2 separate regions of the Homo sapiens genome follow, and region 2 is linked to region 1. A link is a contact called in ENCODE Hi-C or POLR2A ChIA-PET data. All regions are on one chromosome and are shown on one strand. Each heading gives the region's core, a stretch centred on a gene start or an enhancer-like site at or near the end of the contact. The rest is flanking DNA. Distances are from core to core; before and after follow the strand shown. Region 1 holds the start of RPP30 (ribonuclease P/MRP subunit p30). Region 2 holds the start of FRA10AC1 (FRA10A associated CGG repeat 1).

Evidence for each region. Hi-C counts contacts between places; a loop is a spot of excess contacts on that map. ChIA-PET counts read pairs that join two places held with the same protein, here RNA polymerase II (POLR2A). Pooled maps may share reads with other maps.
Region 2: a map of naive thymus-derived CD4-positive, alpha-beta T cell shows a loop between it and region 1 (10-fold over the local background). The contact joins the promoter of FRA10AC1 here to the promoter of RPP30 in region 1. A Hi-C loop is called at or near these places in 2 of 168 maps with a recorded cell type or tissue (CD4-positive, alpha-beta memory T cell and naive thymus-derived CD4-positive, alpha-beta T cell) and 12 of 50 pooled maps. POLR2A ChIA-PET finds 5 or more read pairs at or near these places in 1 of 52 experiments (activated CD8-positive, alpha-beta memory T cell).

What each region holds. Positions count from the first base shown.
Region 1 is chr10:90,866,314-90,873,756 of GRCh38, reverse strand. RPP30 (ribonuclease P/MRP subunit p30) reads right to left here and starts at 1,783. Exons shown (of 11, transcript NM_006413.5): 1 at 1,689-1,783. The coding sequence starts at 1,770. RefSeq lists enhancers at 1,473-1,532, 1,663-1,932, 1,651-1,945.
Region 2 is chr10:93,700,326-93,707,818 of GRCh38, reverse strand. It overlaps FRA10AC1 (FRA10A associated CGG repeat 1), which reads left to right and starts at 5,227. Exons shown (of 14, transcript NM_145246.5): 1 at 5,227-5,444. RefSeq lists an enhancer at 4,939-5,238.

The DNA.
Region 1 (7,443 bases), core at 534-3,033:
AGCCACACCTCCTCCCTATTCTTCTTTACCACACTCCCAAATCTGCTCTAAACTTCCTTGTTATACCCATTTAGGATATCCTTTTGGCTACTAAACAATGTCCCTACCGTTCTACAGAAATGTCAACTAGGATCTGTTTCTCCACAAAACTTTTTCCTAGACTACTCCTCATCTGGCAGCTTAGGAGTACTTACTTCCCCAATCAGGCTTTAGGGTATTTTAATTTACACAGTATATTTCTGAAGCTTATTATTGGTTTCTTGTATCACATCAGAAACTGAGAACCAGGGCTCTGTCTTTCCTATTCTTTGCAAATGTCCACTATTTAGTTCCAGACTCATCAAATAGCAGAGCAGTCCTTTGTCTTTGACTTGTAAGTTGAGGCAACTTTATATGCCATGAATTCCATTTAATTTACAAACAAATAACCACTAACAATGTACATATATTACCACACCTCTTCCAAGTGTATTTTAAACTGGGGGAAATTCTCTAAAGAAATCATTATTAACTTTTCTTTTTTGTATTAATTTTTTTAATGTGTTCAGTTTATTCCACAAGCATTAACTGAGTAACTGCCATGTACTGGTGCCTGCAGAGTGAACGTGTTAAGCACAGTAAATAAAAGGATAAGACATGGCAATTCTCTTAGGAAGCTCATGATTTATTCAAAAATGGGATGGCGTCAGGAAAAGCCTCATTGAGGAGGTAATAATTGCGACAAACTACACCTAGGAAAACTTATTTTACAGGATCAAAGAACATTAGCGCCAAATGGCCCAGATCATCATGTCTACTTTCGTCTTCGTGCTGATGAGCAAAGTACCACAGAGATAACGTTCATTTAGTGGCAGCAGTGGAAAGGGACAGTCATTTCGCCACGGATACTTCATAAAGAGAACAATAAAAAAGTGGTGTGATTCACTTTGCCAAGAAGTGGTTGTCATTTCTAGCACCACCTCTGAACAGTATCAGTAATCAGAACTCACAATGAGCTGAAAACTGTCTCTGAGGAGCAGATGTTACTACACGAACCTCTTGATTCTTTTTAATCTCTCTATTCCAACACTTTACAGTCTACGGAATACAGAACCCATGACTAACTCCAATAGTTAAAACAGGTTCTCGTCTCTCAAGGCTTTCGCTTCCCTTCGATTTGGGCCATGCTATCCTCCTCCTCCACCTCCACTCCGCTGTGTATGTCCTCTGCCCCCACCTACCCTCTCTCTGTCTAGATAGTATTGTTCCAACACTCCCACGTCCTCCTCCTTCTCCGAGCCTCCACGGCGCTTCCTGTCCGTGCCCCAAATTCCAGTATTTGTTTAGACACTGTCGTGAGAATCAGGAAGGGCTGATAGTAACTTAGAAGCTTAGAAGATTGTACCCTTGGAGTCCAGCTCCGGCTTCTGTCACCTATCAGCTGTAGGCCCCTATGCAAATCCCTCGCCCTCGTTAGGCCTCAGTTCCCTCATTGCAGGAAAGTAGCTGAACCAGATAACAACCCCCAGAACCTTCGAGTTTCCCGCGCTAGGAATCAGACCAACACCTCGGCGGGCATCAGCCTCCAGGGACATCCCAGAGACTCTGGGAGACCTGACCGAGACCCATCAGGAAATAGTTACTCCGGAGTGTGGCCCGATGGTCTGGGTGGCATGAGGTTGGCCAGGCGCGAAGCCGGGGCAACTCACGGTGAGCGGCTGTCTCCACAAGTCCGCGCAGAGCCTTCAGGTCAGAACCCGCTCGCAGGTCCAAATCTGCAAACACCGCCATGCTGAAGTCCCATGACCGTCCGCGCGCGCCAGTCTGCGCAGCCGCTGAGCCCGCCCCTCAGGCATGCTGGGAGCTGTAGTTAACCTGCGCAGTCCGTCTCTACCTCCAGTTGACTAGGGATTCGGAGAAACTTACTTGCTTTGCTTTCATCTACCACCAGAATTTGTGTGTTGAAATCAACAGCTTCATTTCAATCTCTCTTTGTCTTCTTCTGAACGACAATGTTTGGTTCCCCCTGGAGGGGTTCCAATTCCCAACTATTCAATACTCCTATAAAATAGTGTAGAAATGAATTCATTCAAAATGCACGCACACGGTATCTACTTAGTGCTGCTCATGAATCAGAGAATTCTGCTAATGGGTGAAAACGCTATTTAAAGAGTCTTAAAGAACACGTTTTCCTTTCCTTTCCCTAAAGTCCATTCCGTTGTTTACAATGGACTTACCGGGAAGAAGGCGTTTGTGTGTGACGGACTCTAGGACTTCAAAAGAGAACTACCCCAAGACGAGGGTCTTTTTACCCAATCAGAACTGTTGATGTCAAAGCCCGCTATTCTCTGTGGCAGTCAACATCTTCAACCACAAGATGGCGGGACTCGCTCTAGGACGAGCGGTTAGAGCCAACATTGATTTAGCCAAAGACATGTTTGAAAAGGGAGGTGCAAAATTGAGATGTTTTACACTTTTCCAGCTGAGAAATGTACAAGGTGACGCATATCCCACATATCTGATGTTTCCACTTTTTTCCGACTTAGTGTAAATGATCTATTGAGGATAATAATCAATTATACTACAAAAGTGTGACTATAGTTTACATCAGTGCTCTCAAACTACCTGTGATGAAGGATCAGTTTCTCCCTCCTTTTCCTCTACCCCCAAACTCTTCGCGAACCAGGATGTGGTCCTTTATGCATTACCAGTAAGCAGCCTGGCCTCATGGGAATCACAAATTTGACAACACTCGAACTGCCCTATACCTGGCTGAATAGAATCTGCTGATCAGGAGCTTGGATTATCAGGACAATGCCAAAGTACTGTAAACTTTCTAAACATCTTCACTTTTTGTTTGTTTGTTTGTTTTATTAACGTGCGCACAGCAACAACAATCACAGAATTAGAGGCTCGGTCATTTGACCTAGGGAGTATCCTAGTTGGTGGCCTGCTGAGTTTTCGTTTCGTTTTGTTTTGTTTTTAGAGAGAGTATCTCGTTATTGACCAGGATGGACTCTAACGCAAGCAATCCTCTCTCCTAGCTGTGATTACAGGAGCCCACCCACATGCTTCACCCATCAATTTCTCTTATTTACTGATCACAAACAGTTCACAGATAGTCTCTCGTCTATGGACCACACCTTAACTAGTACTCCTTTATGCGATTTTCTTGTCGGTCTCAGAAGGGAGGAAGGATCTGTTCCATGCAGTAGCATGCAATTCTCTTCTTGGTTAACTTTTGTAAAGAAGAGATATTTTGCCTTTTCCAGTACTTGATATTTCCTAAGTGGGAGTAGAAGAGAATATTACTTCTGCAAATAGAATAAGGTCATATGAAGCAAACGCTTTGTTTTTCATGAGAATATCTAGTGTTAATTTTGCAGGGTCACACAGGCATCATCACCTATGACCATAACAATCTAGATTGGTCAGAAATATGACCAATGTGTGGTGAAGGTGAATAAGGTGATAGTTCAATTATTTTTTCATTTTTAGTTGACACATTGTAATTATACATATTTATAGGGTACAATTTCATGTTCTGATACATGTATATGTTGTATAATGAACAAATCAAGGTAATTAGCATATTCATCACCTCATGCATTTTTGGTGATAACATTAAAAAAAACTCTTCTAGCTGTTTCGTGATATATAAACAATACCTTACTGTTAACCATAGTCACCTTGTGTGCAATACAACATCAGAACTTATTCCTCCTATCTAACTTTGTACCTGTTGACCAACCTCTCCCCATCCTCCTCCCTCAATCCCTCCCTCAATACCAATCAGTTGGCTATAGGTGCATGCATTTATTTTTGGTCTCTCTATTCTGTTACATTATTGGTCTATGTGTCTGTTTTTCTGCCAGTACCATGCTGTTTTGGGTACTATAGCTTTGTAGCATATTTTTAAGTCAGGCTTTGTGATATCTCCAGCTTTGCTCTTTTTGCTCAGGACTGCTCTTGCTGTTTGAGGACTTTCGTGGTTCCACACAAACTTCAGGATTTTAAAAAATATTTCTGTGAGGAATGTCATTGGTATTTTCATAGGGATTGCATGGAATCTGTAGATCGTTCTGGATAGTATGTCTACTTCAACAATATTATTTCAGTTCATGAACATGGGATATCTTTTCACTTATTTGTGTCATCTTTATTTCCTTAATTTTTTTTATTGTACAGATCTTTCACCTTCTTGGTTAAGTTTATTCCTAGGTATCTTTTTTTGTAGCTATTGTAAATGGAATTGTTTTCTTGATCTTTTTAGATAGTTCCCTATTAGCATACAGAATGCTACTGTTTTTTTGTATGTCAATTTTGTATCCTGCAACTTCACTGAATTTACTTGCTAGTTTTAAATGGTGGAGTTTTTTTGGGGGAGCCTTTAGGGTTTTCCATGTATAAGATCATGTTGTCTGCAAACAGTAATGATTTGAGTTCCTCCTTTCCAATTTGGATGTCTTTTATTTCTTTTTCTTGCCTAATTGCTGTGGCTAGGAGACTGTTTAATTATCTGATGCTAGTATGAGACTAAAGTGGGCTTCTTTGAAAGTCACAGAACTTTTGCTGTGGACTGTACCATATAAACTTCTTTTCTTCTCTGCACCCTAAGCCTGGGTGAAGAGGAAGAGAAGAGGTAAGAAAGAATAGGAATAGATAACAATCAGTATTTAGCACTATACTGAGGGCCAGCGAATTTGCTAAGTACTTATGTATGTATCTTATTTTCAAAGCAGCTGTGTGTTAAATGCTGTTTTTTATTTTTGTTTTATTACTGTTTTCAGATCTAGACTTGCAGAAGTACTGTTTTTTACTTTTTGTTATTTTGTTTTTAAAATCAATATCCATTTTTTATATCTGAGAAAACTAAGGCATTATTAGTGGTAGAACTACATGTGGATGGAGGCAATTTGTTTCAGTTCTTGCCTAGTGTACTGCTTCCTGAGCAAAGCAAGCAGAGACTAGAGTTGTTTGGGAGGGAGGAGGAGAAGAAGAGAAAAGAAGAGAAGGGAGACCAGAGAGGAGAGAAGGAGAGTAGAGGAAAGGAGAAGTAGGAAGGGAGAAGGAAGGAAAGGAAAGAAGTGGAAGAGGGGAGAGAGAAGTGGAGAGAAGAAAAAGACAAGACAGAATAGGGGAGATGAACAGGGAAGAGGGGTCAGAAGTTGGCCTGAAGGGATGGCTGTGGCAACAAGTATCTGCACCTTGAAGAAGACCATAGAAATTTCTGACTGGAAGATAATAGTACTGTTTAAGACTGGTAGCAGTGGCTCACACCTGTAATCCCAGCACTTTGGGAGGCTGAGGCAGGAGAATCACTTGAAGCCAATTCACGACTAGCGTGGGCAACAAAGTGAGACCCTGTCTCTACAAAAAATAAATTAGCCAGAAGTGGTGGCACACACCTGTAGTCTGAATTACTGGGGAGGCTGAGGTGGGAGGATCCCTTGAGCCCAGGAGTTCCATGTTATTATACAATGAGCTATGGATTGCACCACTGCACCCTGGTGTGGGTGACAGAATGAGACCTGTCTCTTAAAAATCCTAGCTACTTGGGAGGCTGAGGCAGTAGAATTTCTTGAACCTGGGAGGCAGAGGTTACAGTGAGCAGAGATTGCACCATTACACTCCAGCCTGGGCAACAAGAGTGAAACTCCGTCTCAAAAAAAAAAAAAAAGTACTGTATAATTATGATAAGCATTTTACATCAGTTATCTGATTTGATCCTTACAATAGCCAATGAGAGAGATATTGTTATTCCCATTATATCAAGGAGAAGTCCTGGGCTCAGATAGGATGGCTCTTGAGTCATTTCTTCTTCTGCGGGAAGCCTAGAAAAAGAGGATGGTTTTTCACATCCAACGCAATCATTGAGCCCTTCTCATCCTCCCAGAAGAGCTCTCTTTTCTGGGCTGTGTGTGGGCTTGGGTGTGTGCTTGATTAGTCTTTGGCCTTATCCTAAGTTTATTCCATTCACCCCTCCTGAGTGAACTGAAAAATGCTCCACCCAACCCCTGTCCTCTTGCAGCTTAAGGCCGAGGGGGAGCCAGGCAAGAAAACCATATTATAAAATGATTTAGCCAGATGTATTGGGAGCACAAAGCAGAGATTTATCTCCCAGATTGAGAGGGAAGTTTGGGAGATCTGAAGGGAAAAAATGGCAGTTTCCTTGAGGGAGTAATGCTTGAATTAAATTTTGACACATGGAAGTGGAAGAGGAACATACATGAGACAGAGATCTAGGGTGTTGAGGGTATATCCAGAGCTGGCACAAAGTAGGTGGTACTCAGCCAAAAGTAACTGATTGAATAAATGAACTCATGGCCTCTTGTTTGACTTTGTTCCCATATCAACAGAATTGTAGCACTGTTGGATGTATTATTTAATCACCTGGCCAGAAATTCACTGAACTGTGCACATGGTGCACTAGTGTGATACACCAGCAACTGAAACAGAACCATCCTCTGTGTCCCACATGGTGGGACACTTATAGGAGCTCTTGGGGAGACTAAAAGAAGATGCCTTAACTCCAGGCTGATATTACAGTTGCCCTATTCATCACATATCTGGAAGTTTGTGCAGTGAACCATCTGCCCAGCCTTTCCCAGAAGCCCTCATAAAGCAGACCAGAGGGGTTAATTGCTAAACCTAGAACTCTAGTGGCACTCCATAGGACATCACCAATCCAGGGAGCTGCTCACAGCTCACAGTGATTCCTTCCTCATCTTCTTACCTTCCCCCAGAAACTCTTGTTACTGACCTGATATCATAAAAATTTGTCCACTTTCTGTGCTGGGGTAATCTGCCCCTGCTTGCAATATTAGTTTTCTTTTGAAGTGCAGGTAAATGAAAGTGAAATTTTTTTACACTCATGTTTCTATTAAAAATTGGAAAATGAGACAGATGTAGGCTTGTATTTACAAAAATTTGCATAAGAACATGCTTGATTGTGAAAATAAAGAGTAGTCCTACCTCTTTAAGATGTAAAGTGTGCCTGATTTTTTAAAAAAAATACAATTTAAGGAGCCATTATGAAAGAAATCAAAGGAAGAATTATGACTGGTATAGGGAAAAGATGCATGATGATAGACTTAAATGTAAAGAAGAGGACTGAAATTTCAACAGGATTTTTGAAAAACAAATAGAATAAATGATGGTATTAGGATTCTCCAGAGAAAAAGAATCAACGTGTTTGTGTGTGTGTGTGTAGAGTGACAGCGAGAGAGAGATTTATTTTAAGGAATTAGCTCAAGTGATTATGGAGGCTGACAAGTCCTAAGATCTGCAGTCAGCAAGCTGGAGATCCAGGGCAGCTGATGGTGTCATTCCGGTCTGAGTCTAAAGGCCCGAGAACCAGAATTGCTGATGGTGTAGTTCCAGGTAGGCTGGCTCAAGAAAGAGCTGACATTTCAATTTGAGTCCAAAGGCAGGGAAAAGCTGATGTTCCAGATCAAAGGCAGT
Region 2 (7,493 bases), core at 3,978-6,477, 2.8 Mb before region 1:
CCTATGCCCAATGACTCATATCTTTTACCACTTATTTCTTCAACTCACTCTTAAATGAAATTTTCCATTTCCATTCCCACCACTTCCTGTACTCTATCTATATTGCCTCCTCTTTAAAACAATAGTGAACATTTAAGTGAACATTTAGTGAACATTTAAGTCTTACCATGTGCCAGGCAGTAGCCTAAACACTTTAAATGCAACGTTTAATTGATTCTCACAAGAATACTGTGAAGTAGTTACTGTCATTATTCCCATTTTACAGAAGACGATGAAAATTTGAAGAACATTAAGTGATGCTCAACGCCACATAGCTGGTAAATGGCAGAGCCAGGATTTATATATAAATTTGATTTCAGATATCTACCAGTCCAAACCACCACTGTATTATGTACAATACTTCCCTAGCTCTAAACTAATCTCTGCACCCTAGCATTTAAGAATGCCCCAAATCTAGCTCTAATCTCTCTTTCTGATCTTTCTTTCACTAATCCTTTTCAAAAATTCTTCTCCAGCTCAAGTGAGCTACTCAAATTCCTCTAAATAACCTGTGGATATTTCCACCTCTAATCCTTTACCGAAACTCCCTTGCCTTGACTGCCCCCTCCTCTCCTCTCCTCTCCTCTCCTCTCCTCTCCTCTCAAGAGCTACCTTTAAGTCATAGCTTAAGTCCCACTTCCTCTACAAAGCCTTTCCTGCCTCTTACTAATCCCTCTGTCTCAATGTATGTGGTACCTTTCCTCCATAAAAAAAGTTTCTAATTCTTTTAAGTATCACAAACCACCATGGGCCTTATTGAAAGGCAATATGTATGGTGGTCAATAGCGTGAGCTTTGGGCTAGGTGCTGTGGCTCACACCTGTAATCCCAGCACTTTGGAAGGCCGAGGTGGGAGTATAGCTTGAGCTCAGTAGTGTGAGACCAGCCTGAGAAACATAGTGAGACCCTGTATCTACAAAAATCTTTTTTCAAATAGCCAGGTGTGGTGGCAGCAGCCTATGGACCAGCTACTAAGCAGGCTGAGGTGGGAAGATTGCTTGAGCCTGGGAGTTGAGGCTGCAGTGAGCCATGACTGTGCCACTGCACTCTAGCCTGGGCAACAGAGAGATAACACTCTCTCTCTACTTATCTCTCTCTATATATACATATATGTGTGTGTGTATATATATATGTATATATTTAGTATTAGTACTCACATTGCTATAAAGAACTACCTGGGACTGGGTAATTTGTAAAGAAAAGAGGTTTAATTCACTCGCAGTTCTACAGGCTGCACAAGAAGCACGGCTGGGGAGGCTTCAGGAAATTTACAATCGTAGTGGAAGGTGAAGAGGAAGCAGACATGTCTTACATGGCAGGAGTAGGAGAAAGAGAGCAAAGAGGGAGGTGTTACACACTTTTAAACAACCAGATTTCTTGAAAATTCTATCACAAGACAGCACTAGGGAGATGGTGGTAAACCATTAGAAACCACCCCCATGATCCAATCACCTCCCATTAGGCCCCACCTCTAACATTGGGGATTACAATTCAACATAAGATTTGGCTGGGGACACAGAGCCAAACCATATCACACACACACACACATATATATGGTGTGAGCTTTGAAGTCACTTATATTTGTGCCCCATTTGCTTACTCATGACTCTGGAAGTGTTATATAATTTTTTTAAAAAAATCTGTTTTCTTATTGTAAAATAGGGATAATAATAGTACCCACTTCATTTGTTCAATAAATATTCTGAGCAACTATCATGTGTCTGGCACTGTGCTGAGCACTGGGGATTCCACACTGAAAAAGAGAGGTATGCTTCCTGCCATTGTGGAGCTTGCATCTCAGTGAGGGAAACAGGGCTAAATTATTACTACGTATGTAGCTAAGTGCAATGGAAAGTAATGTGCATATTATCAGTAATCCTATCTAGTCTGTGGGAGAGATGCTCATGAAAGGCCTTTCCTTCACCTAAGTTGAGTTTTGAAGGATAAAGAGGAGTTAGGGAGGCAAACAGAAAGGGTTTAAGACCATTCCGGGTAGAGGAAATGGTAAATTTGAAGAGGCATGCATGTTGAAGAAACAAAGAAAGCCCAGCGTGGCTCCATAACATCAAATGTTATGGAGGTTAAGTGAGACAGCAGATGGTTCTGGATATTTATCGGTATATAACAAACAACCTCAAAGTCTTAGTGGCTTGAAACAATTATACTTATTCTGATTATTAGTCTGCAATCTGGGTGAGGCTCAGTGAAGTTACTTCATCTCTGCTCCACTCCATGTCAGCTAAAGAAGTAGAGTGACAAACCCAGGCAGAAGCTCTAACACCTTTTGCAACTTAGCATCAGAAGTGTCTTAGCATTACTTCTGCTATAGTCACTGACATGCCCAGATTCAAAGCTGTGGCCATAGGTATTAGCTTATGTTAGAGAAGTGTCAGCATCATATTATAAAAAGAACATGGAAAATGCAATCTTCTCAAAGACACACAGTATTAGAAGAATGCATATTCAGCCAGGCGCAGTGGCTCACCCCTGTAATCCCAGCACTTTAGGAGGCCAAGGCGGGATCACTTGAGGTCAGGAGTTCGAGACCAGCCTGGCCAACATGGTGAAACCCTGCCTCTACTAAAAATACAAAAATTAGCCAGGCATGGTGGCTCACACCTGTAGTCCCAGCTACTGGGAAGGCTGAAGCAGGAGAATGGCTTGAACCCGGGAGGTGGAGGTTGAGCTGAGATGGCACCACTATACTTCAGCCTGGGTGATGAAGTGAGACCCTGTCTCAAAAAAAAAAAAAAGAAAAGAAAAGAAAGAATGCACATTTGTTGGGCGCGGTGGCTTACGCCTGTAAGTCCAGCACTTTGGGAGACCAAGGTGGGTGGATCACCTGAGGTCAGGAGTTCGAGACCAGCCTGACCAACATGGTGAAACCCCATCTCTAGTAAAAAAATACAAAAATTAGCCGGGCGTAGTGTGCGCCTCTAGTCCCAGCTACTCGGGAGGCTGAGACAGGAGAATTGCTCGAACCCAGGAGGCAGGGGTTGGAGTGAGCTGAGATCACGCCACTACACTCCAGCCTGGGTGACAGAGTGAGACTCGGTCTTGAATAAAAAAGAATGCACAGTCATAGTTTATATCAGAATTATTACTTGGTATTATCACCACCATCATCACCCAACTTCCCTCATCCTGACCACATACTTAATATAGTATTTTGTTGCTTTGAGTTACATAGCATTGGTGCACATTTAAATTTTCATATCCATTGAAATAACATATTTTATAAATTAGGAACAACAGGTTCATGCATGTACTAGACACTTGGTATATGATAGAATATATTGTTGTAGTTATTCCACACATTGTCTGTCTTACTAGTCAACCTTCAAGGATAAGGAGTTGCTGTTACATACCTGTAACCCTGATGTCTAGGGCAGTGTCCTGCCCAGAGTAGGCACTGAATAAATGTTTGTGTTTTTTATTGTTGTTGAGCTATAATTGTTAACTTGAGATTTCCTAAGCAGGTGGGTTTTCTATCCTGTATTATTTCTAGTTCAGATCATGCAATCTATGCCTAATATATATTTTCTATTTACTCTTTTTCAGTAACTGCTGTCTCAAAGTAAAAAATGGAAATCTTTGCCTGAATGGACTGGTAGCAACAGATCTGAAATTCTTAGAAATGTTGGAACCAGAAGCTACTTCCCACACAATCCATGAAGTGGGGGAGAGAGAGACAGAGAGAGAGAGAGAAAAGAGAGAAAGAGAGAGAGAGAAACTGGGTCTTATAGAGAGACAGACACAAGTACTACCCAGTTCTCGACCCTCACCAGGTTTGTGGCTTTAGGTTCTGTGCCTCTCTTCCTTATGTGTAAAATGAGGCTAATAACACAGCAGCACAGGGTTGTTGGAAGAGTAAAATGAAGCAACAAACAAGAAGATGCTAGGGATGGTAGAAAAATGCTAATAAATGTCAAATATGGATAGAAAGGAAATTGGATATGAGGTATAGGTCTGTTTAGTTTTATTAACAATAAAATAATTATATATTTAATATATTTACCAAAAAAGAAACTGCTTGACAAAATAATTCCATATACTATAACGTCAAATTGTAAGGCTTCCTATTGCTTTCACTTTTTTTAGTAAAAGTTTTTATTGAAGTATAATCTGATTGCATTTTGGAATAAGTTAATTTACAATAATTTAATTTATCTTATAGCCTTTTAAGATCACATTCAGTGCAATGGATAAAGCAGAATGTATCTATAATTTATTGTCAGGGTTAGAGACTTGAACTGATAAGGATATCGTTATCTACTGTTTAGGGCAAAAGATGTAAAATGACTGTGCATTAAGTGCCAAGGTTTTCTCTAAAAAGGGCCCACTGTAAACGCCAGAAGCGTGCCAGTTCAATTCAACAAATATTTAATTAGCACTTGTGATTTCCAAGGCACCGTTTTGGGTACTGAGGAGGAAGCAAAAAATGAATAGCTGCTAATGCCAGCGAGAGACAAGACATGAACCAAACAACTAGAGTGGAAAGAGTGGGGCGTCGTGATGTAGAAAACGCAAAGCACAGGAAGAACCTAGTGGCGCTTAAAATAATCCAACTTTTCCTGCCTTTTTTCTTCTTCTTTTTAAGATTCTATTTTGGATCCCTTTTCGCATGTGCCAGGTCGCTTGTCGGCAGAGAATCCTCAACCCTGAGAAATCTCTCCTCCTATTCTTTCTTTCCTCACAAATTCGATGAGCTCTTCTGCCATCAGCACTGCTTTTGGAATGGTATCTATTGTGTGGGTGGCGAAACGATGGAGAGATATTTTTGTTCTAATTATGAGAACTGTTTTACTGGGGGAAGGAGGGAGAGGCTGATCTGAAGCGCTGATGAGCTGCTCTGAGAGGATCCTCCGAGGAGGCGTTACTAAGGTTACTAGAGAGAGGACGGCAGGTGATAGGCACGGTAAAACAAAATATATTTTCAAATGAGAGGCGTGGGCTAAGCAGCAAGCAGTGCCAGCGGTACTAGATGCCGGATTCCCTAGAGGGGAAAGGAAGGAGGCCCAGGGAAAAACTGGGAGCCGCGACTTGGCGAAAGCTGGAAGCCTCTTCGTCCCTTTCCGGGCCGTTTCTCCCGCTGCCCTTGTTTCCCGGAGCTGTTCTGGCTGTAGCACAAGGTCGGCGCACTCGGGGGACGGTGCCATTTAGATGTAACACGTGGCCGTGTCGGACCGGAAGTGGTGCCCAGTCGGGACCCGTAGGGAGAGGCGGGTTGCGGGCGGCGGCGGCGGCGGCGGCGGCGGTGGTGGTTGTGGCGAGGCTGTGCGGCAGGGCGCACGGGACCTGTGCTGCAGCGGCTCTCTCAGGCCGTGGGTCGTCGCTGCAGCTGCCGGGAAAGAAGGAAACGACGACTCCGGGGGCGAACTTGGCACACAGGGAGGAAGGGAAAGGGTGTGTGAGGAGGGCTGTGGGTATATTTGGCATCAGGGAGAAGGACCTCAAAACTTGTTTTTCATATAGTACTAGCTGATCGTCGGGTTTTTTTTTGTTTTGGTTTGGTTTTTTTTTTTTTGGATGACAGATTCTGGAGACACCTGGCATCTCCGTTTTTGAGTTTCTCCCCGCTCTTGTCAGTTGATTCGTAGGCCTGAAGTGAGTGAGAGCTTTTTAGTTCAACCAGTGAGTTAAGATAGGTATGGGTCGGATGGAGCGGCCAGCGAATAAAGAAATGGGAGAGTGGGAGCAAGAATAGGAAGTCGTGTCCTGGGGCGAGGGAAAAGATGATGATGATGATGTAACATTTACTGGGTTTCACTGTACAAGACACCGTTAAAACCCTTTAGATGAGGCAACTCTTTTAATCTCCATTCGTATGAGGTCAGCCATCTTACTAGCCTCTTTTTATAAATGAGGACACTGAGGCTTGGAGAGGTTAAGGAACAGGCCCAAAGAAAGACAAATGGAAAGTGCAGAGCCAAGCAGTGAAATCTAGTAGGCTGATCCTAGAATATATCTCTAAACACACTACAGCTGTCCCCCATCAAGATGTAAAGAACGTGAGGACATAGGACAAAGAGTGAGAGGACAATATGGCTTGAACAGATGTGGTAAGACAGCTGGAGTTGACCTAAAAAAGGGTGTAAAATCCAGGTGTGTAAGGCAATAACAGATGTAAGGGAGGGTAGAGTTGGAACTCGGGCTTTCAAACCTTCATCTCCAACCTTAACTAGCATCTTCCTATCTAGGATTTTAGTGGGGCAGAGAAGAGAGGTATATACCCACACACCTATGTTTGAAAATGGAATTACAGACTTTAAAGGTTATTTAAAGATTTAAACAACTTAAAGATTATTTCATGTAGCTATCTTATTTAATAGATGAAGTCCAGGGAGATGAAATGACTTATTCAAGGTAGCCAGGACTAGAAACATGTCGTTTACCCTAGATCCAATGCAATGAAGTTTAGAGAGTTCTTTCCTCTTTTTCCAGCTGCACTTGCTGTCGTTATATTAGTTTTAACAATTTGATATATCATTTAACCTGGACTGTTCCTTCCAGCCATGTAAATTAGTTATGTATGACATCAAATAGTCCATCCTTCCTTCTTAGTGTGTGTTCCAAATTCAGTGCAAAGCTGGAACTAGGAGCTTCTTCCAATACAATTGAGTGGCAACTGAGGTCTTCCAGCATTTCTAAGAATTTCAGTTCTAAAATGAAGTCCCAGCATTTTGGGATGCTGAGGTGGACGGATTGCTCAAGCCCAGGAGTTTGAGACCGGCGTGGGCAACATGGCGAAACCCCTTATCTACAAAAAAAAAATTTTTTTAAGTTTGCCAGGTGTGATTATGCACTCCTGTAGTCTCAGCTACTTGGAGAGGCTGAGGTGGGAGGATTGATTGAGCCCAGGAGGTTGAGGATGTGAGCCATCAAGGCGCCACAGCACTCCAGCCTGAGCAATAGAGCGAGACTCTCCAAAAATAACTGGATAAATAAAATGAAACAAGAGAAAGCTGACTAATCCAAAGGGCAAGGTGGTTTACCTTAAAGAAACTCAAAAGAAAATGGAAATCTCTACATATATTGAAAAAGATTACAGGAAAATTTTCATCAATTGATGATGTACTGTTCACAAATACTGTAATTCTCCTGGAATATAGTAAATCATATTCCAGAGAGGAAATTTGGAGTAATTGAAATTGTGGGCGCAGGAATCAAGTACAGCAGATTAGCCACTTACTGGATTTGTAAATAGATTTACTTAACTTTGATTACTTCATTCCTAAATGAAGATAACTTTCTAACTTGCAGAATTAGAAGTGTTGTTTGTAAAGTATTTAACACAATGTCTAGAACAAAGTTGGTGATAAACACACAGTGATTATTACTACTCTGAATCAAAAGTGAAGGATTGCTAAACCTTGTAAGCAGTCACTGCAGCTTTTAGGCCTGGTTTTTCAGTGAAAAGATCAAAGAGTAGCCTTCTTTGTTCACCTAATGATA